Regions from separate parts of the Mus musculus genome. Here region 2 is linked to region 1. A link is a loop called in an ENCODE intact Hi-C map of the cell type or tissue named here. Cell type or tissue: left cerebral cortex. All regions are shown on one strand. Links, peaks and the distances in the headings refer to the core of each region. The heading gives the core; the rest is flanking DNA. Region 1 has its middle 24 kb from the start of Gm36817. Region 2 overlaps A530021J07Rik (Riken cDNA A530021J07 gene).

Region 1 (2,914 bases), core at 110-2,609:
CCTAAGAGACGGTATTATAAAAGCACAAAGCTTAGCAATTGTATCAACATGATCAAAACAAGGCCTATTACTGTCATAGCACACGCACCTGCACAAGCTCAACTTATCCCAACACCTTTGAAACCATCTTGCAGGTTCTTTTCAAAGTACCCACAGTCCTTGGGTTCAGTCTCCTGCCCCTCAACACTGCAAATGTGTATGTGTGTGCATGTGCATTTACTTGCACTCTGGTGGAAAGGATTATTAACCAAACCATTGTTAAACAGCCAAAATATAGACTGCATGCTTCTTCCTCTTTCTACTTCCCCTAACACAGAGCCGTAGCCTGTGGCAAAGTCTCCCCACACTAATCCACAAACATCATAAAACGACACCCTACTTGTTCCAAGGCATGCACAACAAATTTCAGAAGGATCCGAAGAAGGTCTCGCAGTTACTTACAGATTGCCCACCACACTATCATGTGCCTGGTGCCACCTTATTCCTGTCTCCTGCAACATCAGTCAGTATCTGTTGCATGACCCCAGGAACTCATTCAGCAAATAGGACTGCCTGAGGAAGAATGGTCTCGCCATTGGTTCTCCATTCTTGTGACTGTTCATGGCCAATGTCTTGCAGTTTTTACTAAACCAGCAGTTTTGAGGCTTACCAATGGCCTTGCACATTTACTGTAGTGCTTAGATATGATTACAGTTAGGCCTGGGCTAGGAGACAAATCCAAGGGAAAATACAGCAGATTTGGCTCAGAACAGCCCTTCCTCCCTGGTGACTCAGTGTTTGCAATTTAGCCAAGATTATTTTCTTTCTTTCTCTCAATCTGATTCTCTTCTATTACAGTGGATGCCTTCTGGGGGAGATGGAGGCTGGACGACACAACTACGGACAATCATGTTGTTACTTTTCTGAGTAGTTCTGAAGCCCGAGGACTGGACAGCTGCGCTTGCCTGGCTCATTCATGATCATTATCATCAACAACTTTTTGTTTTAAAATTAGGCTCCAAAGAGCCTATTTTAATGAATTGTTTAGGGTTGCAGTCGTGGTCTGAAGGTATTTAAAATACCTCTTGTGGGAAGAACAAATGTTTCTGAAACCCAAAATAGACAAATTGCACTGGCCTACTTTATACCAAGTCCTAACAAGGCACCAAGGATGAAAAACTTCCCCGTTTCCTTCCAGTCTTCACCAGAAATAGGAAAGTGTTGAAGTTTGCTTTGCAGTGTTCAGCCAGTCAAGGGACGACTTTCTTGAATTGTCACCTAGGGCAGCTGGCACCCAGGGCAGCTCCAAATTTTCTACACCCCACCCCCATCCCCTGCAAAGAAGGGGTAGGAGGAGACTGTAAATGATCTTTGTGCTCAAAGCTTATAAATTTACCATTGGGGAAAAAAAAGAAAAAAAATGTATCTTTGTGGGTAGGATCAATGGGTTTCCTAATGAAAAGCACGTTGCACTGCCTACCCCTAACGAGATCCCTGGGAGAGCTGGGAGCAGCCGGCCTGAGGTCTGCACAGCTTTCAAACCTAACTGCTTCCAGGTGCCCAAGGATAAGACTTGAGCTAGGCTAGTGTTCTTTTCAACCTTCTGCGGAGCTGTCTTTGTTCCTATGAGTGTAAAGTTTCCCCTCATTCCCCTTTTTATGACCACAGGTTTCTGGGTTGCCTAACACCCAATACAAGAGCACCAAAGGGCTTCGTTTCATTGTTTTGCTGGGTTTTATTGACTACATGTTTTATTCAGCTCATGCTTGCTGGGAAGAGAGGCAGTAACAGCTTACTTACACCACTCCAGTGTCTCCTTTTCTCAAGTGCCCAGCAGACTTTCATTACATCCACATGTAGATGAGAAGAGGAGGAGGAGGAGCAGGAGGAGGAGGGAGGAAGAGGAAGAAGAAGGCGAAAGGAAAGAGGAAGAAGGGGGAGGGGAAGGGGAAGAAATAGAAGGAGCAGGGTCCTTGATAAAAGTGTCAAAGCATGACCCTGTTCCTTCCTAGAGGGATCCTTGAATGTCAAGGGCTTTGCAAAGAGCAGCGATTTGTTCCCGCTGTGGGCCTGGAAGTAATGCCCCACCCCTCATTCCACACCCCTACTCCCACTCCTCACCCCATCTCTTCCTCTTTGGAGAGACTCCAAGGAAAATTTCTTATTTGCAAACTGAGGCCTCAGGAAAGTGCTTCATGATGTAGCAAGCCTCAAGGTATTCATCCAGCCTGCCAGTTTAATGGCTGACACCTCAGCAAAGACAGTATCTGGGTCTGATCTGGCAGGCCTCAGTTCATTTGTCAGAAACTGTAGAAGCTGGAGCTTCAAATCAGAGAGACTTCGGATCAAATCCCAGCTCCAGTCTCTCCTTGGTACTGTGAACAAGTTTCTTTTTTGTTTGTTTAATTGTTTGTTTTGTTTTTTTGTTTTTGTTTTTGTTTTTTTGTTTTTGAGACAGGGTTTCTCTGTATAGCCCTGGCTGTTCCAGAACTCACTTTGTAGACCAGGCTGCCCTCGAACTCAGAAATCTGCCTGCCTCTGTCTCCTGAGTGCTAGGATTTTAATCCTTTAGGCATGTGCCACCACTCCCAGCGTAAACAAGTCTCTTAATTTATCTGAGTTTCCATTTTCTGGGCCATACATAAACTGGGAAGGAAGGCACTGGCTGGATGGTTGCTGTGAATCTACTACAAGATCATCACAGAATAGTATAAGGATGCTTAGACGCACACCAGTTGGTAGCATGCTACATTTGTTTACATATTTGTCCTAATTACATTCCTATTGTTGTGATAAACACTGTGACCAAAAACAATTTGTGGAGGGGTAGGTATTTCAGCTTACAATGTATAGTTCATGATGTAGGGAAGTCAGGGCAGAAACTCATGGCAGGAACCTGGAGAAAGGGATTGGAGGATGAATTGAATGGAAGACC
Region 2 (2,914 bases), core at 220-2,719, 100 kb before region 1:
CCTGATATAGCTGTGCATGAGAGACTCTGCCAGGGCCTGGCAAATACAGAAGTGGATGCTCACAGCCATCCATTGGACGGAGCAGAGGGTTCCCAATGAAGGAGCTAGAGAAAGGACCCAAGGATCTGACAGGGTTTGCAGCCCCATAGGAGGAACATCAATATGAACTAGCCAGTACCCCCAGAGCTCCCAGGGACTAAACCACCAACCAAAGAATACACATGGTAGGACCCATGGCTCTAGTTGCATATGTAGCAGAGGATGGCCTAGTTGGTCATCAATGGGAGGAGAGGCCCTTGGTCCTGTGAAGGCTCTAAGCCCCAGTGTAGGGGAATGCCAGGGCCAGGAAGTGGGAGTGGGTGGGTTGGTGAGCAGGGGAAGGGAGAAGGGGATAGAGCCAGACTACCAGGGGGGATTGGAATACTACTCCATAATAGAGGTGGGAAATTTGTCTGGAGTGCAGCTCTAGCAGAGGCAGCTGCTAGTATTACCATCCCCATGACGAAGGTCCATGGGAAACTACAATACAATCTTACATGGTGGCAAATGGCTCAGGATCTACAGGAATGAAGATAGGGTCACCTCCTTCAGGAGCTTCAGGAATAAATGTAGGGTCACCTCCATCAGGTAAAAAAATCATGATCTGCCGCTACCTTGGCAACCCTGACTGTACTTAGGAATCACTTTTGGGCACTCAGTGCCAAGTGTGTTCCTGAAGTCTTTCCAATTTTCATAAGTCATTTCCTACTCAGAGACAAAGCTGAGTCTCCAGGGTTTGCTGCGAAGAACAGGTGAAAAAATGTGCCTTGTGCCCTCATCTCCCTACAGAAATGACTAGAGAGGTCAGGTGCCCTGACCAAGCTGCTCTGTTGCCACTGTTCTTTTGTGCAGCACGGAGGTGTTTCACCGGAAGGTATATGCTCTCTGAAGGCTCACGATGTCTGCCAAACAATCAATGCTGATATTTACGAGCACCGAACCTGCCAGGCATCTCCTCAGTGCTTACTGTGTCCAGTAGGTCACCATTTCTGGGAAGGTATACCCTAATAGCCTCCCTCTGCAGAGGAAGAAAGAGGCCTCACGTCATTAAGATCTCTGTCCTGTGTGCCAGATAGTTCTGACTCCAGACACTGTGCAGCGAACTGATGACAAGAGGAGGGGAAAGGAGCTCACCAACTTCCATGGGGAGATAACGTGTTTTTACACAGTGCTCCCTGGAGGAAGAAAAGGCTTTGCTTTTGTGGCCTTCATCTGGATTCACAGCTTCTGCTCAGTAAGGGAGGTGGGTGTGTGGGTTTGAAGAAGCAGGTCTCCACTTTGCTCCAGAAAAAAATGACTCACCAAAGCAGTGAGACTTAGAAAGCTAGGCACCCACACCAAATGGCCCTGATGAAATGTTCTAGAATCTGGAGCTGATATTTTCCAACTCTAGATGTTATTAGGCTAGGCATTGTTGTGTTCCTTGTTTTTAGTGGAGAAGGAAGGCAGATACCAGCTCTGGAGGAGAGGATGAAGGTGGAGACAGAGAAGCAAAGTCGAAAACTGTTGGATATTATGTTACTTTTCTCCTACTCTGTATCAAATACCAGACAACATAAGAAAGATTCCATTTGATTCCTGGTTTCAGGAGGTGTCAGTTCATAGTGGTAGGGAAACTATAGAGAGACCAGCTCTGTCCATAATGGTGGTGCTATAGTTGCATCTATTCACATTGTGACAGACAAGAAACCAGAGAAGAGCCAGGACCAGGGGTTATAGGTTACCTTCAAAAGCATCTCCCTAGTGTCGTGCTTCAACCAACTTCAGAAAGTTCCACATTTTCTATAGTATCACCACCAGCCGGAGAATAAGTGACCAAAATAGGAGCCAATGGGTGACATTTCAGATTCAAAATATAATTCAGCCCCTACCCCCCAGTAATTATGATCATCTGATAATGCAAAACCTATTTACTCTAACTTCAAAAATATCCTTACTCTTAACAATTATAATATTGTTCAACAGGCCAAAGTTCAGAGTCCCTTCAGACATTCAAGCCAAACTCATCTATATGCATCTGTAAACAAAAATACATAAATCTAATATACAGTGGCACACAGCACTCCTTTCCATTCCAAAAGGGAAGAAAGGAGGCATATAAGGAAGTGTGGAGCCAGCTGGTCCCTCCAGACTGGACACAATCATCACTATTCTGAAGCTGCACAGCTGTTAAAATGTGTATAAGACACTCAAGACATCAAGCCCATTAATATTTTCCCAGGGAGGGAGGGAGTGGCTCACAAGACTCATGAGATTCACGAGGCTTGTGAGATTCTCCCAAGGTCTTCACCAGACTGTCTTCAATCAAGACATCTGTGAGGACTTGTATTCCTTCATGGAGGTAATGGAGAGAGACACAAATAATAAGGCTTCCTCTCTCCTCAAGGTTCCAATTGTAGGCGGTGGTTCTGATGCTAAGGCCCTGTTCCCCCAATTGGTTCTTTTTTTTTAATTGGATAATTTCTTTATTTACATTTCAAATGTTATCCCCTTTCCCGGTTTCCCTCCCTCCCGGAAACACCCTATTACATCCTCCCTCCCCCTGTTTCTATGAAGGTGTTCCACCACCCACCCACCCTCTCCCACCTCTCTGCCCTTGATTCCCCTACACCGGGACATTTTTTGAGCTTTCATCAGATAAGGAGCTCTCCTCCCATTGATGCATGACAAGGCCATCCTCTGCTACATATGCAGCTGGAGCCATGTGTACTCCTTTGTTGATGGATTAGTCCCTGAAAGTTCTGGGGGCTCGGGTTGGTTGATATTGTTGTTCTTCCTATGGGGTTGCAAACCCCTTCAACTTCTTCAGTCTTTTCTCTAACTCTTCTATTGGGGACCCCGAGTTGTGAACAACCACCTCTCTATATGTAAGGCT

What was found. A loop is a pair of places that touch in the nucleus more often than their neighbours do. Peaks named below come from ENCODE experiments on the same cell type or tissue, not always from the same donor. Only the 100,000 strongest peaks of a DNase experiment are listed, where the experiment ranks them.
Region 2: a loop joins it to region 1, with 2.3 times the contacts of the local background. A loop is called at or near these places in 2 of 42 quality-filtered maps.

What each region holds. Positions count from the first base shown.
Region 1 is chr7:83,059,635-83,062,548 of GRCm38, reverse strand. No RefSeq gene overlaps it. Among named protein-coding and RNA genes, the nearest start is that of Gm36817, 24 kb to the right of the region's middle. In left cerebral cortex, for the core only: no CTCF peak of the experiment used is centred there; DNase peaks (open chromatin) are centred at 828, 1,133 and 1,562; H3K27ac peaks cover 1,512 bases.
Region 2 is chr7:83,159,800-83,162,713 of GRCm38, reverse strand. All of the region lies in intron 4 of A530021J07Rik (Riken cDNA A530021J07 gene), which reads right to left. Among named protein-coding and RNA genes, the nearest start is that of A530021J07Rik, 13 kb to the right of the region's middle. In left cerebral cortex, for the core only: no CTCF peak of the experiment used is centred there; a DNase peak (open chromatin) is centred at 1,292; H3K27ac peaks cover 998 bases.